2 separate regions of the Mus musculus genome follow, and region 2 is linked to region 1. A link is a loop called in an ENCODE intact Hi-C map of the cell type or tissue named here. Cell type or tissue: gastrocnemius. All regions are shown on one strand.

What was found. A loop is a pair of places that touch in the nucleus more often than their neighbours do. Peaks named below come from ENCODE experiments on the same cell type or tissue, not always from the same donor. Only the 100,000 strongest peaks of a DNase experiment are listed, where the experiment ranks them.
Region 2: a loop joins it to region 1, with 3 times the contacts of the local background. A loop is called at or near these places in 13 of 42 quality-filtered maps.

Annotation. Positions count from the first base shown.
Region 1 is chr13:38,349,871-38,354,870 of GRCm38, reverse strand. All of the region lies in intron 1 of Bmp6 (bone morphogenetic protein 6), which reads right to left. Among named protein-coding and RNA genes, the nearest start is that of Bmp6, 6.7 kb to the right of the region's middle. In gastrocnemius, no CTCF peak of the experiment used is centred here; no DNase peak of the experiment used is centred here; H3K4me3 peaks cover 3,355 bases; H3K27ac peaks cover 4,842 bases.
Region 2 is chr13:38,435,902-38,440,901 of GRCm38, reverse strand. All of the region lies in intron 1 of Bmp6 (bone morphogenetic protein 6), which reads right to left. Among named protein-coding and RNA genes, the nearest start is that of 4930579J19Rik, 23 kb to the left of the region's middle. In gastrocnemius, a CTCF peak has its summit at 2,737 (motif pointing right); a DNase peak (open chromatin) is centred at 2,730.

The DNA of each region.
Region 1 (5,000 bases):
GTTTGATTATGTATATATCCAGGGCATTTTCTTCCCCATTAAAGAGACAGCTTTTCCATAGAGGGTAATGAGCTATCCTGCGTGATGCTATGATGTAGCTACACATTATCCATATGTCCAAACTCACAAGAGGAACACCACGGGAGCAAATCCAAATGGAAGCTTTGGGTGCTGTCTAACAATGCTGTGTCCTCTATGATAACAGGTGGACCTCTCCTGATGAGGGATGTTCATGAGCAGGTGTGTGCTTGTGGTGGGATAAGGGATGCATAGGAAACTTCTGCTCAATTTATTGAAAGTAAAATTTCTCTAAATATATACACATTCATATTCTCTCTCTCCCCCCCTCTCTCCCTCTCTCTCTCTCTCTGTCACACACACACATACACACAGATTCTTTTTTAGCACACTGGCTCTCTTGTTAACATACTCTGATTTGGGAAAGTACAAATAAAATCTGGAAGAAAAATTATGCCAAGTAAAAATTTGTCATTTTTGTAGTTGGAAAAAAAAGTCAGCCTTTGGATAATTTAAATGTAATTCACAGACTTTCAAACGGGAGGGAAAATAACTAGTCTGGAAGAGTAAGCAAAGCCAATTTATAAAAATACGACCCCCCCCCGCCCCCCACCACCCAGCCTCATCCGCACAGACAGTTTGCACCAATGATAGAGCTAAGCTCCTCCTCTTCGGAGATTAAAGTCGGAATATTTTTCCCAGCCCACGTTCATGAACAGGAAACCAACAAGATTGTAAACACAGGAACAACAATCAACAGGCGCAGATGTTTGGGGCTGGGCAAGGTGAAAGGGTAAAACGGCAGGAGTGATATCAGGACCACAGCGGATAGCAAAGGTCAGGTCCGAGTGGGTCCTCAAGGGACTCGGTCACTGCCTGCCCTCAGTGCACTCTCCTCCTCCCAGACAACACTCCCAATGATGAGAAAACAATCTGAACGTAAAGTCGGCACTGGTGTACACAGACAGTTCATTCCTAGGGCAGTCCCACGATATCTATCTAGCACGACTGTCCGGGTCGTTGTCAAGGGCGTATGCCCGTGAACTTGAAAGCCAGGAAGGCGTGCTCCCTCTCAGAACCAAAAGTCCCTCTCTGAAAAAAAAAAAAAAAAAAAAATTTGAAGGTGATTCTTCAACCCAGTCATCTGGGATTGTGTGATAACAGGACTGTAGGGAGCCATCAAGGAATTACCTGATGTCATTTAGATACCATCTCCATTCTGGGCCTGATCTGCGAATAATGGAGTTGGGAAGGGCAGGAAGAGGATCGCCTGGTGCATATCAGTGGAACAATGCCGCTCAGGGCAGCATGGTTTTCAATTCAGTTTCTGGGAGAAAACAATTCTCTGTGGGGTCAACAGTCTTGCAGCATACCAAACAGGACGTATTTATAGACACGCTTCACATTTTCTTTTCAAAAAAAAAAAAAAAGAGTTCCAGAGGGAAAAATGTTATTGGCTATGAAAAAAAAAAAAAATCCAGAAAAATCCAGATTTCATCTCTGCCTCCCTCTCGTCTTAGCTGGAAGCGTTTCAGGACGCTTTGCCATTTCTGTATCGTTTTGTCTCTCTGCCCACACTAATGCACTAAGAATGGCTTCTTAGGGATTCCCCCTTAACACTGCCATCTAGCACCAAACATCCCAAGAAGTAGTGCTGACTAAATCTAAGGAGCTTTCAACGTGGGAGGCCAGGCGGCATGTGAGAATCTTCCAAATTCTAAATTCCTCAGTTTAGCGGTAATCTGCCAACCATCCCGAACTAGGTTAATCAATAAACTCAGAGCCGGTTATCTGTTACAAGGCATGCTTCCTCAGAAAAAAACCATGTTGTAAATGTTTTCCAAACGGTGCTGTGGATCCTAATTTTAGTCACAGGATGCTAAAAGACTATAAATTCACAGTAAACATACATCTTAGAGAACGTCCTCATAACATGTAACTAACTTAAATATCTATAAATATCAGTGATCAACTGTTATTGTTATATATGTTGTATTATTACTAATTATTATTAATAATTATATAGGTATTGTAGTAAGTGCTTGTAATTCCAGCAATCAGGAAACAGTCAAGATTCTGAGTTGGAGGGTAAAATGGGTTCCATAGTGAGATTCTTTCTCAAGCATCAATCAATAGGAAAAAAAAAGCCATACACACACACACACACACACACACACACACACGTTATTAATTTCTACTGTTAATAGTAAAAGATGGGCAGGTGGGTCTTAGGCTCTGGGAATTTCTGACCTGCTCAGACACTTCAGAGTTTGGTAGCACTAGTTACTTAGTAACTGAGATTCACTAAAATGCTTGTTTCCCCTCTCCTCTTAATACAGTTGTTACTTTCTTCTCTTGTTCCAGGTGAGGCTGCATTTGTTCTCTGGCTCAGGAATTCCATGTGGACAGGAGATGGGCCACAGGTTGAGTATCTGTGGAAACTGAGGGTTTGAGGACAGGACAGTGTGCGGGGAATGAGATTAACTCAGCTGTCTGGGTGGTAAGAGAGAAACAGGGAAAACAACAGGCACTGGTACTTTGATAGTGACACAAAAGAAAGACACCAACCCCAGCTATTTCCCTCCTCAGCTCCTGGGTGACAGCCCGTGCCCAGGGAAGCTGGGCTGGATTGCAGGCACGTGGTTGGGCTATCCTGCAGGCTCTGGAGGGTGGGACAGTTAGTGTGTAAGTTAATGGATAACAGCTGTTTACATGCCGGGGCCCTTGTAAATTGACTACTAGCATCGTCCTCCTGTATTGATTTCCACTGCTCTGATTTCTGCTGCTTTAAACTAGATACTCATGACAGCTTCTAATCAGAAACAAAATTACCTCATTAAAATACTGCCTACTTTCTTTCCATTGCTGGAAGCCAATGAAGGTGAATCAGAAAAGAGAGAAAGCAGGGGAGGAGGGGGCTTGGGGGTTCAAAATGAATATTAAAAACAAACTCAATAATTTTCTATCAAGTTATGAAATATTCATTCCCTAGACAAGTGCCTCTTCTGATTTGGCTGGAAAGCAGAACACAGGACTGATTTGTGCAAAGTTAACGCAAATGGGATTCACCCTCCACTTTGCTAACTCCACTTCTTCAGTAAGCCCAGCCTGAGACAAACTGATCAGTTATTGTTAGAGTTCCTCCCACTATTCTTGATAGCAAGTATTCAAAGCCCTCACCCATATTCATATGCAGCATACTACTTTGGGGCTGGGGATGGATCAATGGCTGAGTGTGGGCTTAGCATGTTTGGGACCCTGAGTTCTAGTCCCAGCCCTAGAAGATGAAATCCAGCACACAAAGCCGTTGGACTCTGAAGACATGCAGACACAGAGGAGATGCAATCGTGACTTGTAAAGAAAATGCTGCCTATCGCCTTCTCCTCACTTAACATAGAGATTCCCACAGTCCAGGGAAAGCCTTCTCCAAGCTAATCAGAGGCAAGCTTAAACAGAGGAACTGAGCATGACTCAGCACGTTTAAAAAAAGGATTTATACCCATTCTTAGAAGGACAACCAGAGGAAGCGACATCTGAAGGAGAAACAATGGTATCTGCTTGCCCTTTGATCTCAAGCTGAAGAACACTTTGTCCAGCTTCTTTGGTGAAAAGCCACTGAATTTCACATTTAAAACTCTTGGGGGCAAACATCTCCCTCTTCCCTGGACCACACTCTTTCAAATTCTCCCAGCCCCTTTTGCTGAGGATAGCTTACAGGCAACAAATATATTTTCTATTACTAAATAAATAAATAAATAAATATTCTCGATAAGTATGAGCAGCCCAAATGAAAAGCTGTGGTACTGAGCCTCTGTTTATAAGCGAAAGCCAGTACAGTGTCTCTGGTTACAGATACAAGCAGGGAGTATTCCATTTTTCTTCTAATTTATGTTTCCCAAGAGGAATTCAGTTGAGAAGATTGCCAATATTTTCAGTACAATAAGTTACTTGTTTCTTGTACTAACACTTACTGACTCCCTTTTCAGAGCATGATGTGGGCCTCTTATTTCATTTAATCCGAGCATCTGGAGATCAACACCTTATTAATTCAAGATAAGCCCGAAGTGCAGAGACTTAAAGAGGCACTATTTCTACTCTCACAAACGTAAAGATATTACAAATTAATACACAGGCGGATAACCTTTAAAAGGCCTATTAATAAAACATTTGCATGAAATACTTCAAACCAGTGTCCCAAATATCTCCAGGCATTTTACACTAAACACAAATCAAGAGTTATCTTTTCTAAAGAATCAGAACTCGCAGATCAGTGGGAATTTAAACTACAGGCTATTGTTTATAGTCTTGCTAGTGCGATCTTTTCCAAGTGTGGTCAGTGTGCTCAGCATTTTGTTAGGCTACCATGGTGGATCCGTGTGATGTCAGCCTCTCATCCTAAACAGTACATGCACAATGAGTAAGCGATTTTAAAAACAGAGACAGGCAGAGAGAGAAATTCCATGGGATCAGCACAAGGAAGGAAAGGACCAGGGTGCTGTGCTGATAAAGAGGAGGATGGGGCTTGTAGTAAGAAGGTCTTTGTAGGAGGGTGGACTTTTAACCTAATGCCTAAAGGATATCACTCCAAGGTCACCAAATTGGCAGGCTTGCATAGCAGAGCGTCAAGACATTTTGAGCAATAGAAAAAAAAAAAAAAAAAAAAAACAAATAGCAAATGCCATCTGGGACCCTCATTGGATATAAATTTACAAGCTCACCCAGGCCCTCAGCTGCCACACTGCAACAAGAGCAGACAGCCCTTCATGTCTCAGCCTGTTTCCAAGCCAGGATTTTAAGCAGTCAATATCAACAACAATGAGCTGGACCGAATGACCAGCGTTCGAGCTATGAGAGATTCATCCTGTTGATTCATACTTCCTGATAGTCAGGCTGGCTGACAAAGCTAGGGTGTTTCTAACGTATTTCATGAGCAAATTATTCCTCTAGTCCCAGGGAAGAGGCATGTTTACAGAGATGGGTAG
Region 2 (5,000 bases), 86 kb before region 1:
AGTCACTGGAGCACTGGTGTAAAAGATGAGTATAGTCAGTGTTTTAATTAATTGAGAAGTTTTCCATTTGGAGAGAAGTTTTTCTCAACGCCTGCTTTCATCTCATGCATTACCCTCAGTGACTCAGTGAATGCATGTCCTGAGACTGGCTTCCTGGCTTCCATCTTACACCAGGTCAGAACCCAAGGGCAACCAGCAGCTAATATGTAGGTTTTGTGATCACAAAGACTTGAGTGCTGGCTCATCCGCCCAGTTTGTGTGAATGAGAAGAGCCACCTGACAGCGGAGAAGCCTGTACGCCTTTAGAGCTGGGGAGAAGACCTGTTCTAACTATTCCTGAATGGAGTGTGAATCTGCTCAAAGCCTTCCCTTGACACTCTCCATCTGACTGACTGCTGGCTTCGCCATGTGGAGGGCTGGCCTCCGAGGGCCACTGACTGACCGAGACAGTCTAACACAGATGTCTAGCCATGCTCAAGCGTCAGGGTCAGACCCTAACTGCAACTGCACCAATCCACAGGAGATTAGCAAGATGTCCCCGCCAACGATTTGGTTTCCGGTCTGCACTAGTATTTCTACAGCTCTGCTGTGTTCTATTTCCTCTCGTTCTATTTTTGGACATGGGGATTATGTTAGGAAGTCCACCAACCAGAGACAAAAGAAAGCCTTAATATCAAACACATTGCCCTGTTTAGCACTCGCTGCTAAGTTATAACAGGAACTAACCAGGTCGTTGTCTTCCCTCCATCTTTCATATTGTAGGGCCATGAGATATAACTCAGTGGTAGTGCATGTGCCTGAATGCTACACACACACACACACACACACACACACACATACACACACACACACAAGAGTGCATGCCAATCCAAACTGTGATGAGCGTGACCAGCCGCTGCAGGAACAGTATGTACTAGACATTAATCTTGCTATGTGCCCAGCTGAGTGATCAGCCCCACACATTTGGACTCCTTTCTCGCCGCTCCACTTCATCCTCATTGGTGTCAAACTTCCCCCAGTTCCTGAAGCCTGTCCGCAGCAGGGCCTGTATATCTGATTTGAGCCCTCAGAGCTTATTCTAAAGTTCTTGCTGTTGATCACCCTGCTGTTCTCCACACGTCCAACAAGATTTCGGTGTCCACCAGCCCGTCACTGTGTTAGTACCGAAGCCCTTGGAGGAGTTTGGCAGCCCATACCTTCCAGGAAGGAGGCACAACAATGCTTACAATTAAATGCAAGAAACCAGGACTAATTTCTTGATGAAGTCCTATGAGTTCTTGTGGTGGTCGTTGAGAGAGAAGGGACCTGAGTAGCTGACTCCGGAGCTTGGTATCACACAATATGGTTTTGAGAGACGTGCAGTTAAGCCCATTATATAACAGGCTAACAAGGACACCTGTGAGTCACCAACAAGGAAACAACAATGCCAGGAGATGGTGGCATACCCAGTTTGGGAACTGAGGTGGATCTAGTATATGGGCCTCCTGCTTCTTGGGCCACATCTCCCTGCACCGGCCTGATAAAGAGTGAGATACAGGGAAGAAAAGAGAACAACAGAGAGAGAATTCATGTCCTTAGTGAAGAACTCAGAGGTGAGGATGAAGGATAAAAATAAAGAGAACACGAACATTTTATGTAGAAGTAAGCAACCCTGAAATAAAAAATTAAGCATGTCAGAAGCTAGTGAATAAATAAATACATTGTGCATCCCGGAGTTCATCCAGCTAATTCTCCTTGGCCAGCATCTCTACAGGCCTGGTAGATTTGGGGGAGAAGATACTGGTTTGAGATTTCATAGTGTTGGTGTAGCTGTGATGAGTTCTATACTTCCTTTGTCAGTTCAAGCTAGACCCTAGAGGAAGATTTGGAAAAGCTCCCCAGTGAACAATAAAGACCCAAACGTAGAAGATAATAAACCTGATCTTAAGGTTGAAAGAACACTAATAAGGTTGGGGGCTCTAGCTGTGTTAAGCAAATTCCCAGAGCCCCCCACCCCGCATTAGATTTCTTACCTTAAATACTGGTATACCATACCCCAATTATGGTATATGATGTGATGAGAGGATGTTCAAGTTATGATTACAAATACTAATCAGTAAATTTTGAGTTAACCAGGGTTAGAGTTATTCACTTGGGTCAGATCTAATCTTAAGAGCCCTTTAAAGGCCCAGAGTTTTATCCAGCTGTGCTGGGCACTGGCCATTATCATAGAGGGTGTCCCTGAGAGCCCATGTCTTCGAGGCCCATTGTTCAGTCTCTAGAGATGTTAAGAGGAGGCAGAACCCTCAGCAGGTGGGGTATACCGGAAGGAAGTTTGGTCACTTGGGAATGTGCTCCCAAAAGGCATTCTGGGACTCTGGACTTTTCCATTCTCAGCCCCCTTAGGGGTGCAGTCTGATCTACCCTCTGTCCCCATACGACGACATTCTGCCTGACACTGGTATAAATGCAACAGTGCCAGGTGACCATGGACTGAAACCTCCGACACCTCTCTTCCTTTAAGTAGTTTTTCTTTGGCACTTTTGTCACAGCAATGGAAAGCTAGTAGGAGAGGGTAGTGGAGAGATGCCAGGTATGATGAGCAGGGAGCATCTCTGAGGAAGACAGGCGGCTTCTAGAACACAAGAACTTCTATTAATAGCCGTCAAGGGAATGGGGACCCCAGACCTACAACCACAACTAATTGAATTATTGCCACATCAAAGACTGGACCCGCTGCAGTTTCCCAGGGTTACCACGAGGGGGAGGCACCACTTAAGAGCAGGGGGTTTTCATCCTGCACCTCTGGTGGCTTTCTAGAGAAAAGGGGAGTTGGAGGAAAGGTGGGAGGGGCAAAGAAGTACTCCTTAGACAAGTGACTACTTCCGATTAGGAATCTGGGCAATTCCCAAGATAATCTGAAGGGGAAGAGTGGGGAATTTCTGTTCTAAAATGTGGACATTCAAACTGAAGATGATTGTTACTTCATGACAATGCAAAAGTGTAGGAAGCCCCGTGACACCACACTTTCTCTTTGGATGCTGATTTGCCCTGGACTGGAGATATGACCACAGTCTTCTCTGGAGCTACTGAGCAGTGGCACCGAAGAGCTGGTCAGTCCTCATGACACTGCCCTGTTGACTGTGTGGCTGAAGTAGGGTGCCCCTTAAGCTTGGGAGGGGTACACCACGCATTTTTCAACTTCCGGTGAGTTTCCTGAGACATAACCCCACTGTACGTGAGGGGAGCACCTGAAACCCACACCACTCCACAATATTGGAAGTCTTTTACAAAAATCTAACCATGAATCAGGATAAAAATGAAGCGAGACAACCAGAGAAGAGGAAAGAACACAGAACCAGGGACATTGATGACAAACCCTGTGCCATTAAGACCCTTAACCCATGCTAAGGATGGGTTTCTGTACTCGGCAATTTATGAAAACAAAGGTCTATAAATAGTTATACAACCCACATGGAAAAGCTGCCCTGGGAAAGCTGGGACCTAAGAGGGCCCCAGTAGGGATGGCTTCACAGCTGGACAGGGTGTTAAAACTGTAAATGAAGTCTTTTCTGTTCTTTGATATCTGGTAATGGAAACAAACAGAAGCTGAAGGAACACTGTAAACATTTACATTTTCTTCTCAGTTTTTAATAGTATAATAGAGTATGATTCAACATTTTTCTTCTTTGGACTCTTCATATAACAATAGTTTTGGAGGCTGCAGGGATGGGATGGCTCAGTGGTTAAAAGCACTTCTACTCTTACAGAGGACCCTGGTTCAATTCCCAACACCCACGTGGTGGCTCACAGTTGCCTGTAACTCTAGATCCAGGAAATAGGACATTTTTTTCCTTTTTTAAAAAGATTTATTTATTTATTTATTTTATGTATATGAGTACACTATTGCTCTCTTCAGACACACCAGAAGAGGGCATCAGATCCCATTACAGATGGTTGTGAGCCACCACGTGGTCGCTGGGAATTGAACTCAGGACCTCTGGAAGAGCAGTCAGTGCTCTTAACCACTGAGCCATCTCTCCAGCCTGAGGCCTGAGATATGATACTTTCTTCTGGCCTCTAAGGGCACCACAGGGACATGGAGGTACACAGATATGTACACTCAGGCAAAACAGCCATACACATACATAAAAATAAATAAAAACAAAAGACCCGCGTTTGATTTCCAGAACCCACAATTTAAAAAAGCCAAGTGTAGTGGCACAAGCTTAGAATTCCAGCACCGGGGAGGCAGAGACAGGAAGATCCCTGGGTTTCTCTGGCCATCCATCCTGGGTTCCAAAGCCATGACCGTGTCTCCAAAAAAAAAAAAAAAAAAAAGAAAGGAAAAAAAGTGGGTAGCCATCATGTATACACAAATAAGAATAGCTCTAGCAATTAGTGCCTATCATAGTTCTAACAGATGCACTAGTGTGGTTTAAGAGCATGTTGGGGGGAGGGGGCTCTTGCATGCTTAGCAATCTGCTACTGAGCTCTAGCCCAGCCTAATTCTGTTTATTTTGTGACTTACGGGAATTTTAACTTTGCCTCCGTTCTAAAGTATGTGTATGTTTATTCCTTATTATGGGTCTCTGATTACTTTATAGCTTGAATTCATAATCACTTTTATTTGCTTCCAGTTTATAATAGATCAATTTTGTAAATTTCTGTTGCCTAAAGGCTACTGCATTTCAAGACCTATCTGAAGTCTGAGCCAACTTTCATATGCACCAAAATGGAGAATTCCTTATGTAAACCTAGTGAAACGTTTCCTAGGATTTGAGAGTTTATAATAGTTACGTGAGAGAATATTCTGCCGGCCTCAAGACCAGATGGATCTGCTCACTCGTCCCTCCCCGAAGCCCTCCAGTTTTCTTAATCCAAATTTAACATAACCTTATCAAACCTTATCTGTAAGGTGATCTGTCACCACTGCAGTGTCACTAGAAAAGCCTAACCAAGGGACGAGAGCCCATGTGAACTTGACAAAGGGGTCAGGGATAGCTGATAGACAGATTCAG